3 separate regions of the Homo sapiens genome follow, and regions 2 and 3 are each linked to region 1. The links are chromatin contacts, found by Hi-C or POLR2A ChIA-PET in ENCODE. All regions are on one chromosome and are shown on one strand. The core of a region is the stretch at or near the end of the contact, and the rest is flanking DNA. Distances in the headings are between cores, read along the strand shown. Region 1 overlaps CACNB4 (calcium voltage-gated channel auxiliary subunit beta 4). Region 2 overlaps NEB (nebulin). Region 3 overlaps NEB (nebulin).

Region 1 (5,050 bases), core at 1,693-4,192:
ATGATCCAGCAATTCCACTTCTGAATATATGCCCATAAGGACTGAAAGCAGGAATTTGAACAGGTATCTGTACAACTGTGTTCACAGCAGCATTCTTCACAATAGCCAAAATGTGGAAGTAACCCAAGTGTCCATCCACAGACGGATGGCTAAAGAAAATGTAGGATACACATACAACAGAATACTATCCAGCCTTGAAAATGAGGGAAAAGTTTGACTCGTGCTGCAACATAGGTGAACCTTGAAGACATTACGCTAAGTGAAATAAGCCAGGCCCCAAAGGAAGAATGTTTTATGGTTCCACTTATATGAAATATCTAGAGTAGTCAACTTCAGAGACACAAATTCTAATAGTGGTTGCCAGGGTTTGGGGGAGGACAGAATGGAGAGTTAGTGTTAAATGGGTACAGAGTTTCTTTTTGAAAAGTTGAAATGGAAGATGGAAAAGTTCTAGAGATGGATAGTGATGATGGTTGCACATCAATTTGAATGTAGTTAATATCACTGAACTGCACACTTACGGATGGTTAAAATGCTACATTTTGTTATGCATATTTTCCCATGATTTGAAAAATGGTTAAAAAAAAGGCACATACACAAAAATACAATAGGTGGTAGAGTTGTCAGCGGAGAGGGATAAAATGGTAACAGTAAGGCCTTATTGACAGACCAGGTGTGACTTGCCGGCACAAAGTACTTATTAACTCATCTAACTTATTGCTCATCTCCAGCAACCCTCTGAAACAGGTACTTATTAGCCCTGCTTTATAGATGACACAACTGAGAAAGGGAAGATTACTTAAGGCTCTACTAGTCAATGGGAAGTTTCTAAGGTAGCCGTGTAATTGAAGGTGGACCTTGGAGGAGAGGCAGGATTGGGGTGGAAAGAGGATAGGAGGTATTCTAGATAGATAGGAGCTGGCTAAGGAAAGATCCAGAAACTGGTGGGAACTTAAATATTCAGCTGCCATGACGATGGTTGGTATGTAGGGTTCGTATGAATGAAACGTGACTACCAGGGCAGATAATGAAAGGCTTTCAATCCCAGAGTAAGAGATATAGGGCCAGGCGTGGTGTCTCATGCCTGTAATCCCAGCACTTTGGGAGGCCAAGGCAGGTGGATCACTTGAGGTCAGGAGTTTGAAACCCGCCTGGCCACCATGTCAAAACCCTACTAAAAAGTACAAAAATTAGCCAGATGTGGTGGCTCACACCTGTAGTCCCAGCTACTTGGGAGGCTGAGGCATGAATCGCTTGAACCCAGGAGGCGGAGGTTTCAGTGAGCCGAGACTGCATCACTGCACTCCAGCCTGGACAACAGAGTGAGACTCCATCTCAAAGAAAAAAAAAAAAAAAGAAAGAAAAGAAAAAAGAGAGATATGGAACGGGGGCATCAAACTCAAACTCAAGTGTTTTCAGAGGCCAGCAGGTAACAAATGTGAGACAAGTGGCTTAGTCCAGGTGACAGGGAGTAGTATGGACTGTGGCAAGCTGAATAGAGCACATCCCACCTGAGACATTCAGATCTCAAACATAAATCCTGGGCAATGTGGGCCACTGATGGGCTTGGATGACATTGAACTTCTGATGGTGAGGTTGCTGTGCCCTTTGAAGGCATGCAGAGTGGTGTCGAGGGCATATGCAAGACCACATGGTATATGAGGCATATCTTCCTGGCTGTGTCAATAGCACTAGAAGATTATGGGTAAAAATTGATGCACTTTCACTAAGTACTTAAAAAATGATTTTTATGGTATGACAAAGACAGGTGGAGTAGAATACTAATGATAGCGAACATTGTTGAATGCTGACTATGTGCCAGGCACCGTTCTGAGCATTTTGCATATATTATCTCCTTCAGTCCTCCAAATAGCCCATGTACTTGGTTCCATTGTTATCCCTATTTACAAATAAGGAAATGGAGGTGCAGAAAGGGGAAGTAACTTGCCCGAAATGGTTGTGACAGAAATCTGGGACACAGTGGTGGTTGCACTTGCACTTAGAATTAACTCTGAGTTTCCTGAAAGCTGTTTCTCATTTATTTTGTCATGGCACTGTAGTCCAAGAGTAATTTAAGAAATGTTTCCATTTTTATTGTAGATTTAGAAATACATGTGCAGGTTTGTTCCAAGGACGAGGTTGTGTGGTGCTGAGGTTTGTGTTTCTATGGATCCCTTCACCCAGATCATGAACATAGTACCCAATAGGAAGTTTTTCCGCCCCCCTCACTCCCTCCTTTTGAAGTCTCCATTGTCTCTTGTTCCCATCTTTATGTCTGTGTGACCCCAAATTTTAGCTCTCACTTATAAGTGAGAACATTCAGTTCTTGATTTTCCATTTCTGCATTAGTTCTCTTAGGATGACAGCCTCCTGCTGCATCCACATTGCTGCAAAGAACCTGATTTTGTTCTTTTTATGACTGCCTAGTATTCCCTGATGTATATGTCCCACGTTTTCTTTGTCTGATCCACCACTGATGGGCATGTAGGTTGAGTCCATGTCTTTGCTACTGTGAATAGTACTGCGATGAACATACACATGCATGTGTCTTTATGGCAGAAAGATTCATTCTCCTTTGAGTAGATACCCAGTAATGGAACTGCTGGGTTGAATGGTAGTTCTATTTTTAGTTCTTTGCAAAATTTCCAAAGTGCTTTCCACAGGGGCTGAACTAATTTGCATTCCCACCAACAGTTTATAAGCATTTCTTTTTTGCCACGACCTCACCAGCATCTGTTATTTTTTGACTTTTTAATAATAGCAATTCTGACTGGTGTGAGATGGTGTCTCATTGTGGTTTTGATTTGCATCCAAGAGTAATTTAAATAGGGACCACTAGATGTCACTACCCAGTGCTCCTTAAGAAAGAGAAACAGACAAGAAACGCCGCTGTGGCTCTGCCTTGAAGAAACAGAAAAACTGCTTAACCACTGATATTTATGGTCTTCCTATTGAAGAATGCTGATGTGACCTGGTTGCCACAGTGCCTCTGACTCCTCCCCTATCCCCATTGTCCAGCCCAGCTAAGTGGTGCTGCGGGAGCCCTATTCTGCTGGTAGATTTTGTAATTTCAGGAAAACTAGAAGGGACTCTGTCATTTCATAAGTCAACTCCTTCCTGCATCAGCTGCCCACTCCACTGAAGGCAGGAGGGGCAGGATTGACTGAAGGAGGTTTTGGTTGTTAGCATGTGTGTGTGTGTGTGTGTGTGTGTGTGTGTGTGTGTATGTATGTAAAGTAGGGGGGACACGGGGGTTGTTTCCAGTTTTGAATAACTCAGGACCTGCTCTTGCACATTGGTCTAGTGCTTTCAACTAAGACCTTCCTTAACATGGGGCTTGCACAGGGCAGAAGTGTGACCAATATATGCTAAATTAAGTTGCACAGAAGGGCAGGAATGGGGCTTCTGCACAGAACATCGAAAAGGAGAGGAGGATCTTGGAAGGGACTAGGTAGTGCCTGAACCTCTCAGGGCAGTGGGTAGGTAGAGGAGAGTTTGCCAGGGGTTCATTCAGAGGGAAATAAAGGAAGGTGTATGGTGCCCTCCTCACAGGTACCCGACTTACTTATTCAGGATATAGCTATGGAATGTACATGTTCTTCAGGTACCTACAAAGATTTGTCAAAGTTGAGCAAATCAACCAGGCACGGTGGCTCATGCCTATAGTCCCAGCGCTTTTGGAGACTGAGGCAGGAGGATCACTTGAGCCCAGGAGTTCAAGACCAGCCTGGGTAACAACGAGATCCTGTCACCAGACATGGTGGCATGTGCCTGTGGTCCGAGTACTTGGGAGGCAGAGGTGAGAGGATTGCTTGACCCCAGAAGTTTAAGGCTGCAGTGAGCCTTAATGGCACCATTGCACTCCAGCCTGGGTGACAGAGACCATGTTTGTTTGGTTTTTTTTTAAAGTAAGGTTTTTTTTTTTATTAATTTCTCTTTAAAATATTCCTTTTCCTCCATCCCAGCATCCTCAACTAACTTAAAAATCTTCCTTCTTTACTGTAAATATTTCAAGAATTCTGTATATCTAAATATAGTCAATACAATGATGAATTACATTTTTATCCAGTTACCTTGAGGCTGGAAAACGAAGAGAGGTTTCTCTAGAACACTGTGAAAGGTAACCCATACCAAAATAGAGCAGAGAAGGGGGAGGAGGGAACTGCCGCAGAAAAACCTTAAAGCTTTCACTGAAATGTGTCTCCTTTCTTTTGGAGAGGAGGTCAAAATATAATAAGCGCATCAAGAGCTGTTTTGAAAAATGGGGCTGTGTAAGTTATGAGAACAGCTGTAGAGATTTTTTTTTTTTTTTTAGATGGAATCTTGGTCTGTCGCCCAGGCTGGAGTGCAGTGGCACAATCTTGGCTCACTGCAACCTCCACCTCCCTGGTTGAAGCAATTCCCCTGCCTCAGCCTCCCAAGTAGCTGGGATTATAGGTGCATGCCACCAGGCCCGGCTAATTTTTTTTGTATTTTTAATAGAGACAGGGTTTCACCATATTGGCCAGACTGGTCTTGAACTCCTGACCTCAGGCAATCTGCCTGCCTCAGCCTCCCAAAGTGCTGGGATTACAGGTGTGAGGCACCATGCCCGGCCGAGATATGTTTTTAAAATCTGGATAATAAAGCAAATGGTATAGATGAATGTCTTTAAATTACAGGAAGAAAATGGTATCAGGCAAAACTTTATATTTTCCATGGGCCCTGGAGATGGAAATTCATTTGCTTGGGAGTGGAAAGCATGCTTTGCATGATGTTCATTGATGGAATGTATTTTAAAAATGCAGAACCTAATTGGGGCTCTCAAATTTTCTACCCTTATTAATTCAAATGGAGACTTTCTGCTAAACTCAAAAATGCAAATACTAAGTTATTTCAAATAGGAATCCTGCTAACACTAGTACCTCTTTATTGCATGTAACCACAGATGCTTCCTTTTGAGTCCTTGGTCATCACTAACACCACATAGAATGGTATCAAGCTCATTTTGATGCTGCTGTATCTATTTGGTGTGAATGATAATAGCCATACTGCACATTTGAATCACACT
Region 2 (5,050 bases), core at 1,878-4,377, 390 kb after region 1:
ATATGGCAAAAATGTTAATAAATTGGATAGTTGGTATTCATTGTAGCATTCTTGCAACTTTTCTGTAAGTTTGAAGTTTTGCAAAAGGTGGAAAGTATACATTTTAAAATATTAAAACATACATTAAAATATTTGACTAAGTGTGATAATATAAAGATTTCATTTTTTAAATAAAGAAAAAGAAATAGTCATATTCATCCTAGTAGTTACTATGATGCATGTCTGAAAGTATTAAAACGAAACTTTACCAAACATGGCTGGGTGCAGTGGCTCATGCCTGAAATCCCAGCAATTTGGGAGGCTGAGGCAGGAGGGATCACTTGAGTTCAAGAGTTTGAGATCAGCAACACCCATCTCTACTAAAGAATACAAAAATTAGCTGGGCATGGTGGCACACACCTGTAATCCCAGCTACTCGGGTGGCTGAGGCACGAGAATCGCTTGAACCTGGGAGGCAGTGAGCCGAGATTGTGCCACTGCACTCCAGCCTGGGCGACAGAGTGAGACTGTCTCAAAAAACAAAAAACAACAATAAAAAAGACCCCACAAAACTCTACCAGACAACTTAATTCATTATTGCCCATCAAAACTTTGTAATCAAACCACCATGAGCTCCTACAAGTCTCATTAAGAGATCCAATAAATTTTTACTTTTTATGTTTAAAAATTATTATCAAACTGTATATTTATCTTGTTTTGATTTATTGAATACCGATGTTGGCAATTACTTAAAATTTTTCGTTAAGAGGATACAGAATCAGTCAAAATTTTTATCACTGGTTCACAAAAAGGGCTAAAAGCCATTGGTATATATGATTTGTTTAATGCGTGGTTCTCAAATGACACTTCCATGGAACATTTGTGTTTTGTCTTCTGTGCATGTCTGTCCTGCCACAGAAATTGAACAGTGGTGGTGCTTTCTCAATTCACAGAAGAAGTCAAAAAAGTTTTGCAGTTTTGACTCCTAAATCTTTGGTACCTGCTACCCTCATGTCCTCGAACAACTTGCAGCAGTTGATGAAATAATAGGGAGCAAATCAACATTAACAGAGAGATTCAGAAAGAATGACACATCTTTAGTTCAGCACTAAATTTGATTATGGACACATCCTCCTAGTGGTAGTATTATTATATGTTATTATATGATACTGTTCTCTGCTAGTAAAAATGTTCCCAATTCAAATTTGGAGTTAAATAAATCAACATTTCTTGATTGTTTCATGAAAAGGGCAAATGGTGAACAATCTAAACACATTAAGAGGTGTTCATTTAATGTATAACGTGTAAAAGATTTGTGCAAAGAGAGGTTGTGATGTTAAAACTTGCTGAATGTGAAATTTTCATTTAAATAAATATCCAAGGATAAACAGAAAGTAAAAGAAAGAGTTCTTTTTCTGATTTAAGGCTGAACATACTCATGTAGTTTTGCATCCAAAAGTGGTCTTCCTTTGGCAGAAAATATACTTTTCGAGTGAATGTGAATTCTATATTTAAAAGCTACTCCTTCTTTCCTCAGAGCCTCTATCGTCAGGCCATGGAAGAAGCCAAGAAAGAAGGCTATGACTTGAGAAGTGATGCCATTCCCATTGTGGCTGCCAAGGCCTCTCGGGATATTGCCAGTGATGTAAGAGCTGATCAAGTCCTAACATTTCTTACCATCATGCCAGCCACACAGAATACAGCTGGATGTCTCTTTGGTCATCATCCACCTTAACTCCCTTCAGTGCATAGGCAAATATACTGAGGGTTGAGATACAGATAACTTGCCCAAGATCACAAGCATCACAGAGGCATAGCCTAGACTGGAATGTGGCTCATTTGACTCCTTATTTTTGATCTTTGCTCAATAGGAGTGAGTGCCTCGATTAAAGCTAGATGTGTGTATGCTGAGCTACTCACAAAACCTCAGGAACTTCCTTGGAACACACTCAAGGCAAAGATGCCAGAAAAGAAGCAGGCTTAACTGAGTTTGCCCCATCACTTGAAAATGAACATGGAAAGACAAAGTCTTCTTTCTATGTGGTGCACAGAACCAATATTTCTTTACCCTAAAAATGAAAACATCAGATCCCTGGACATCTTAAAAATTAATCCAAGAGTAGTAAAATTGTTCATTTTTATAGGTTTTTAAATGTTTAAATTCTGGTTAAATATATATATATATATATATATATATATATATATATATATATATACACACACATACATATATATATAATAAAATTTACCATCTTAACCATTTTCAAGTATACTGTTTGGTGGGGTTCAGTATATTCATATTATTGTACAACAGATTTCCAGAATTTTCATCTTGTAAAACTTAAACTCTCTACCTATTAAATAACAGAAATTGTCCATTTTAAAACTATTTCTCCCAAATCAATTGTGAAGAGGAAATTACTTCTCAGACTATGCTAGAAAATTTTAATGATCCATGTAAACATACGCCCCAGGTGTGTTCTTAAATAGGCTCACTCACATGATGGATTTCTGAGACACCATCATGGTTTATTACTGTAATTGGACTCTTCATTTCAGTATTCACTTTTTATCATTTTTTGCCAACATATGATTCTCTAGCATATATAAAGGAACCATTGTGGGGTTATTCTGTGGACATGTGCCAATGAGCACAACAGTCCAATATGTGGCGTTACAGCAGCATGACCAGTGAAACTCCTCTGTTGCCTTAAAGATTTCATAGAAAGCACCACCACAGAAAGAACAACAGGGAATAGCCCTTTGTGCTTCCTTCTTATTTACTGGATTCTCTCTTTCAGTACAAATACAAAGAAGCATATCGTAAACAGTTGGGTCACCACATTGGCGCCCGAGCAGTACACGATGACCCCAAGATAATGTGGTCCCTCCACATTGCCAAAGTGCAGAGTGACCGTGAGTACAAGAAAGATTTTGAGAAATACAAGACAAGGTACAGCAGCCCAGTGGACATGCTTGGTATCGTTTTGGCCAAGAAGTGTCAGACCTTGGTCAGCGATGTGGACTATAAACATCCTCTGCATGAATGGATCTGCCTGCCCGACCAGAATGACATCATTCATGCACGGAAAGCCTATGACCTCCAGAGTGACGTAAGTTTCCTTGATGTTAGCTCTGCATGTTAAAAGCGGATCTGAAACGTGTCTGTGAGTTCTGACTAGTGCCAATGAACTGCAATTTGTTTGTATATTTCAAACAATTTACAATTAAATGTCTGAAAGGAGTTTCCCATTGGAGGTACTACAATTTGTTTTCTTCTCCAAAAGTTCTCTGTAGGAGAGGAAACAAAGTAAATATTATCAGTTCTAAACAGGTATAAATCTTCCTAGGGATTCAGGCTTCCTTTGTTTGAATCAGATGAAACTTAGCCCTTAAAAATATATCACTGCAAACTTTTGGCTAAGGAAGTAAAAAAATGTGTGTGTTTGTTGGCAGAGGGCAGTAGGGAGATAGAGGGAAAGCATATTATGCTAAATTACTTTAATTTACATTTTATACTTACTGATGGGAAAATTCTATCATTCTTACGTTTTTCGAAACCAGTCGTCTAATACTTATCAACATTCAGCATGTCCTATTGAGAGTAAAATAAAATGAATAATTAAGGAAATACCAAACATATCTCTGTAACATCACATTTCCTTTATACACTTGAAGTTTTGTGATTTTTGAAGATGGAAATAAAAGTGAGAATTTTTTGACTGCAGTACTCACGCACCATCAGTCTCAGTGTGTGGTTTTATTTGGAGCTATTAGACTACATTTTCCAAGGCTAAAAAAGCATGCTTCTCTGTAAAAATCTTGTAATACTGTCATAGGCAGGACCATGTCTTTTACTTTAAAAGAAGATCTTTTATCATTCTTGCTGTACTCCTCTGTACCAAAAAAACGCTCAGAAAAAAAAATACACTTAGGATTCAATAATGTGCGTGAGTGAGTGAATGACTATGCTAGGAACCTTAACTATTCATCGGTATTTTTGTGTTTCTCTAGGATAACCCATTTTGTAACTATGAATCTGAAACACTAATTAATAAATCTGTTTCTTATCTGTTGATCTGCAGAATTTGTATAAGTCAGACCTTGAATGGATGAAAGGCATTGGCTGGGTTCCGATTGATTCCTTGGAAGTTGTTAGGGCCAAGAGAGCTGGAGAATTACTTAGTGATACTATCTACCGTCAGCGTCCAGAAACGCTGAAATTTACCAGTATAACGGACACTCCGGAGCAGGTGCTGGCAAAAAACAATGCTTTAAACATGAATAAGGTGAGTCTTCAATCCTCACTGTTAGATACCGAAAGTTACCACAGAACAATTTAAAAATTCTGATATATTATTGCATTTTAAAGATAATAATAAGCATTATGATACCTTCTTAAATGATTTTTCCACTATAATACCATAGTTACTTAGTGATACTTCAAAATATTAAACCATTGTTAAAAGTACTGTGTGCTTTTGTTTGTTTGTTTTGTTTTTTGAGACTAAGTTTTGTTCTCGTCGCCCAGGCTGGAGTGCAATGGCACGATCTTGGCTCACTGCAACCTCCACCTCCTGGGTTCAAGCAATTCTCTTGCCTCAGCCTCCCAAGTAGCTGGGATTACAGGAGCCTGCCACCACACCCAGCAAATTTTTGTATTTTCAGTAGAGACAGGGTTTCACCATGTTGAAGGCTGGTCTCAAACTCCTGAGCTCAGGTGATCCACCCATCTCGGCCTCCCAAAGTGCTGGGATTACAGGTGTAAGCCACCGTGCCCAGCCTAAAGTACTGTGTGCTTCTGATTGGATTAGTAGGTTGTCAAAAAAAAAAAAATACTGTGTGCTATAACTCTTTCCTATAAATTATTTTAAATACTTCAATCCAATTATACTTTTCATAACCGATAAGTCCTTTAACAGATTATTGAAAGAATTTTAATAAGAAACAAAGGTAAGGAATTTATGCAGCTTTAATAATTTTATTTCTACCTTGTATACAAGAGAGATGACTGGCACATAATCAAAACAATAATATCTGTGAACACCAAAATAATTTTTCTCTCTCTCTC
Region 3 (5,050 bases), core at 1,808-4,307, 290 kb after region 1:
AACTTTTGAGGTCTAATTTTTAACGCCACCCTCTTCATATCACCTGCAAGTTTAGTGGACATCTTTTTCTATTTCACTTTCTATGTAATTGGTTAAAATATAACACAGATACAGTCGTATCCTTCCACAGGTAAGTTAGGAAATAGAGAAGGTGTAACAAAATTTTGAAGTCATCTAGCACATGATACCAATTTTATTGTGTGAGTACTTCTTGCTTCTCTTTCAAGATTAGCTTTTTGATTCTGTATCTCACAGATTCACAATATTGTTACATGGCTGTTACCAAGTGATCAATAGTTATTTATTGGAAGTCTATTATGCATGCACACCTGGCAGGATAGAAAAGTACTACAAGCAGTTTTCATCCTTTCCTCTTAGAATTTATAATCAGGCTGATAAAATAAAAGTATGATATAGCAAACAACAAGAAAAAAGTTAAAAATGAAACAAAACCCAACAGTCTAATACTTGCTACAAGACAGACAGAACACGTGTGAGTAATCAGAGAAGGCCATGTGGAGGTGGTGGTCCCAAGGGCATGGGTGGTGATGAAGAAAGGCATTTTGAGTAGAGGGAGCACTTGAACAAGGGGACACAGGTAAAATGAGGTCTGAGTTTTGAGGGACAAGGAAAATGAATGATGGGAGTGCCTCATTTGGAGGGCACTTGTGAGAATGCCGGCAGCAGGACCTTGAAAGGCAGACAAAATTGCTTCGACATGGAACGGTAATAAATAAGAGGCATCATAAGATTTTGGAGCGGAAAACAGCATGATAAAAATAGAATCTGGAGTAATTTTGATGAGCAATATGATAGATTGAGATTAGGAAATACAGGAAAAACTGGGTAATTTGGAGAAATCTATTTTAGTAATAATTAGGGCAAAGGAGAGGAAGAAAGGAATCTGAGGGTAATAAGTATTAATAGGCATGAATGGCATTGGATATTGGAGCCAAAGGAGAGAAAGAAGCCCTAGAGGAGCTTCTGACTGTAGACTGGTGGTCTGGGTGAGTAGGGGCACAGCTGGTAAAGGTGCGTTAATGGAAAGAGAAATGGAGTTGAGATGATTGAAGGAAACTTCAGATCAAGGCATCCTATGGATAAATTAGAAAGTTCCATTGCTCAGGTATGAGAACAGGGCAAGAAATTAATATTTGAGAGTCATCAGAACAAAGTGATAGCCAAAGACATGAACATCTATGAGGGAAGCAGAAGAGTGCATGGCCAAGGGCAGAGTTTTGGAGGACACCCACACTTAGGACTGAACAGGAGCCAGCAAAAGGATGAGGGAACAAACAGCGAAGTTGAAAAGGAACCAGGAAATGCCATGTCATGTAAGCCTGGGAGAGGTTTCCAAGAAGACAGTTAATCTCCTATCTCCCTTCATCTATCAAATGGAGAGATGAAGGATTACCTTCATACCATTCTAATGCTATGGACTTTGAACAATGAAAGTTGGCCACATGTTTTGAGCAATTACAGTAGAAGATGTAATGAAAGAGAACATACAATAATGAAGTAAAGTCTTCCCTGCTATTCCTCAAAAAGATGTGACAGTTAAGGCATAGCTTTTATTTTAATTGCAGACCAAGTGTGCACTCAGTATCAGATTATTGACATGCCTATTAATACTGTTGTCAGTACTATGAACTTCTACAATTATTGGGCACAGAGCCCTAAGCAAGCTGTTGTTTGCAGAATGCACCATGTGTAGGCACATAGATTTCTGGCTAAGGGCTTGGGCTTAGATGCTGTTGCTATCTCTCCTGTACTATCTTCCTGTGTCCTTCTTAATCTACTTATCATGTTTTCCTTATTAACTAAGTAGAGACAAACTACTTTGCACACACTAAGAGTCTTTAAGCTGATGCAGAATACTGAACTTTTTTTTTTTACTTTTTTAAAAATCAGATTATTCTCCATAACAACAGAATTCTAACTAAACAGAATTCTGAAGAAGGTTCCTGAGAAATTAGGACTTCTAGATCTGATTTGTCTGAAACTTCTTGGCAGGATGTCATACTTAATAAACATTTATCCTATTCAAATGTTGCTTTTACCCTAAGGACTTAACCAGCCATGAAAAATCCTGTTGTCCTATGCCTAAAATGAAGTCTTCAGTTTGTATTTTTTTTTTTTTTTTTTTGAGACAGGGTCTCACTCTCTCACCCAGGCTGGAGTGCAGTGATACAATCTTGGCTTATTGGCTTATTGCAACCTCCACCTCCCAGGCTCAAGTGATCCTCTCACTTCAGCCTCCCAAGTAGCTGGGACTACAGGTGCACACCACCACACCCGGCTAATTTTTGTATTTTTGGTAGAGACAGGGTTTCACCGTATTGCCCTGGCTGGTCTTGAACCTTTGAGCAATTCATCCGCCTTTGCCTCCCAAAGTGCTGGGATTACAGGCGTGAGTCACTGTGCCTTGCTTAACTTATTTAAAAGAAATTAAGCCAGGCTTGTTTGTGGAATTTGTGTAAATACATTTCAAAATCTGTCTTTTGTATCCCAATTGATTTGATGTCCATGAAAGCTTTTGTTATAGGCACTAGGTAGATATTATTGGGATAAGATACAGTTAGACTTGGTTAAAGTATAAAGATGATTGGGACCTTGGGATTATTCAACTGCTTTACTTGATAAATAAGAACACTGCCATGAGGAAGGGAAAATAATCGTAGAAACTTCACAGTTGTGTCACGGAAGATTAGAAAGATAATTCTCCTCTTGAGACATTCCCCCATGGCCTCAGTGTGTAAGACACACATTGAGATGTCAGTCATTGACTCTTGCTCTAGCTAGGTACTATGCAGGCCACAAGGGTTCCCAAGGATAGGACATCTTCTTTGCCATCCCAGAGCTCACAGTCAAGAGGAAAGAGACATGTAGACAAAAAATTACAGTGTCATCTGACAACCCCTCTAAAGGAGGTAATGGCCAAGTTGAGTGAGATCCCAGGAGAAGGTCATCACGTCTGGCTCAGGAGTCAGGGAAGGCTTGAGAGGGGAGTCATGGTGTCCTGAGCCATGGAGAGGAAACAGCGGTTTGCAGACAGATGGGGAGAGGGAACAGCATGTACGAGGCCGTGAAGCATCTGAGGGCTTCATGTATCTGGGGATCTATGAATAGTTCTGCATTGTTGGAAACAGGGGCCAAGTCTGGTGGAACAAAAGAACCAGAGGAATCAGAAATGAAGAGAGAAAGGAGGGCAAGAGAGAAGGATATGCATTATTTGTGGGCACCATACTTATTTTAAGGTGATAGAAGTCTTTTATAGGCTGAAGGGAAGGAGCTAATGAAGAAGGAGAGTTTGGGGTTGTGAGAAAGAGGAGGGATGACTGAGAGAGCTGGGTGCAAAAGGATATGCTGGAAAGGGCAGCACCCTGGGTGCAGGAGTCATTCCCTCTGAAGGATGTTTCTCCTCTGAGCCAGGGAAGGGGTGGGAGACGCAGGGATGAATATGGAGAAGATAAGTGTGTAGCGTTTCTTCACTCTATGAAAGAGGAAGCTGAGAGTAAGGTGGGGTTGATTGTGGGCTTAAGGACAGTGTTGGGGTTTTAGACTGGCCCCTGAGAGTAGGGACTAACCAGAGACTCATAATGGGCTGTGAAAGTTTCCTTGAAGACAAAATGGCATTAGTATACCATAGGGTCATAGAGTATTGGGCACAGAGCCCCAAGCAAGCTGTTGTTCACAGAACATACCACTGGGCAGGCATGTAGATTTCAAGCTAAGTGCTGGGGTTCAGAGTCTCCCTGCCCTGTACCTTCTTCCTGTGTCCTTCTTAACCCTACTCATCATGTTAGCATTGCCTAATCCATGGAGTTGCAGGTTTTCTTCTGTGGCATTCAGCATCCTAGGCATAAGAACAGAGGAAGTTGGCCAGGCGCGGTGGCTCACGCCTGTAATCCCAGCACTTTGGGAGGCCAAGGCAGGCAGACCATGAGGTCAGGAGATCAAGCCCAGCCTGGCTAGCATGGTGAAACCCCGTCTCTACTAAAAATACAACAAATTAGCCGGGCACGGTGGCGGGTGCCTGTAGTCCCAGCTGCTCGGGAGGCTGAGGCAGGAGAATGGCCTGAACCCAGGAGGCGGAGCTTGCAGTGAGCCGAGATCGCGCTACTGCATTCCAGCCTGGGCAACATAGTGAGACTCCGTCTCAAAAAAAAAAAAAAAAGAACAAAGGAGGTATATGGTCAAGTCGATCCAAGGCTGGGGGTTTATTGAATGTGATAAAAAGACAAGGGGTTGGGAGTTGAAGACGCTGGTTAAGAGAATAATTGCAGTTGCAAACCATGGCATGGAAATGAATGGAAGAAAGCAGATCTAGGGCCATGAGTCTTGAGGAGGAGGGAAGAAAATTCAGCAAAATAGAAATCACTAGCAGTACTGAGAGCAATGGTATGTAACATCTAGGACAAATTATAACATGTTACACTAAAATTTAAGACTTCAAATAAAGATGAAAGCATAATCGTTTTTAAAATACATCCCTGTCTTTTATTTCATCAGGTTGCCTACAAAAAAGGTCTCGCTGAACAGCAAGCTCAATTCACGCCTCTGGCTGATCCTCCAGATATAGAATTTGCCAAGAAAGTAACCAATCAAGTGAGCAAGGTAAGTAAATAGAGCTGGGACATTGCCTCCCTTGAAGACTCTGCTTAATAATTTCAACCATCAGAGAGGGTTACTAAAGGTGAGACTGAAGATAAAACACAAACACTAGGAGTATTTTTACATATGATCCCCAAAGACTCTACAGCAAAAGCAATACATCCATAAACGTCAAGAACTGTGTTAATAAATGTTTAGCCAGCTTGATGACTCAGTAATTGATAAATGTGAAAATCACCTTTTGAAAACAGAAGCCATGTTCTAATGTCACTTGACATTTTTACTTATGACAGTAATACTACAGAGTCACCAAATAACCACACACTTCCGTGAAGAGCTGGTTTAAATTCACTGTGAAGACCTTGGATAGTTCTATCTTATCCGTCACACTTGGAAAAATAAGAATGTGTCTCAGACATAGCTTAGTTAACAGCAG

The links. Hi-C counts contacts between places; a loop is a spot of excess contacts on that map. ChIA-PET counts read pairs that join two places held with the same protein, here RNA polymerase II (POLR2A). Pooled maps may share reads with other maps.
Region 2: a loop to region 1 is called in a map of cardiac septum, with 5 times the contacts of the local background. The contact joins two enhancer-like sites. A Hi-C loop is called at or near these places in 13 of 168 maps with a recorded cell type or tissue (CD4-positive, alpha-beta T cell, Right ventricle myocardium inferior, cardiac septum and 4 more), 1 of 37 single-sample maps with no recorded cell type and 17 of 50 pooled maps. POLR2A ChIA-PET finds 5 or more read pairs at or near these places in 1 of 52 experiments (GM10248).
Region 3: a loop to region 1 is called in a pooled map of right cardiac atrium, with 2.5 times the contacts of the local background. The contact joins two enhancer-like sites. A Hi-C loop is called at or near these places in 2 of 50 pooled maps. POLR2A ChIA-PET finds 5 or more read pairs at or near these places in 2 of 52 experiments (OCI-LY7 and activated T-cell).

The regions. Positions count from the first base shown.
Region 1 is chr2:152,002,708-152,007,757 of GRCh38, reverse strand. All of the region lies in intron 2 of CACNB4 (calcium voltage-gated channel auxiliary subunit beta 4), which reads left to right. Among named protein-coding and RNA genes, the nearest start is that of CACNB4, 94 kb to the left of the region's middle. Within about 2 kb of position 2,942, at least 5 of the 41 ENCODE cell types and tissues checked have a DNase peak (open chromatin) inside an H3K27ac peak, as active enhancers do.
Region 2 is chr2:151,617,493-151,622,542 of GRCh38, reverse strand. It overlaps NEB (nebulin), which reads left to right. Exons shown (of 182, transcript NM_001164508.2): 72 at 1,517-1,624; 73 at 2,781-3,092; 74 at 4,065-4,268. Among named protein-coding and RNA genes, the nearest start is that of NEB, 110 kb to the left of the region's middle. Within about 2 kb of position 3,127, at least 2 of the 41 ENCODE cell types and tissues checked have a DNase peak (open chromatin) inside an H3K27ac peak, as active enhancers do.
Region 3 is chr2:151,716,983-151,722,032 of GRCh38, reverse strand. NEB (nebulin) reads left to right here. Exons shown (of 182, transcript NM_001164508.2): 10 at 4,513-4,617. Among named protein-coding and RNA genes, the nearest start is that of NEB, 15 kb to the left of the region's middle. Within about 2 kb of position 3,057, at least 2 of the 41 ENCODE cell types and tissues checked have a DNase peak (open chromatin) inside an H3K27ac peak, as active enhancers do.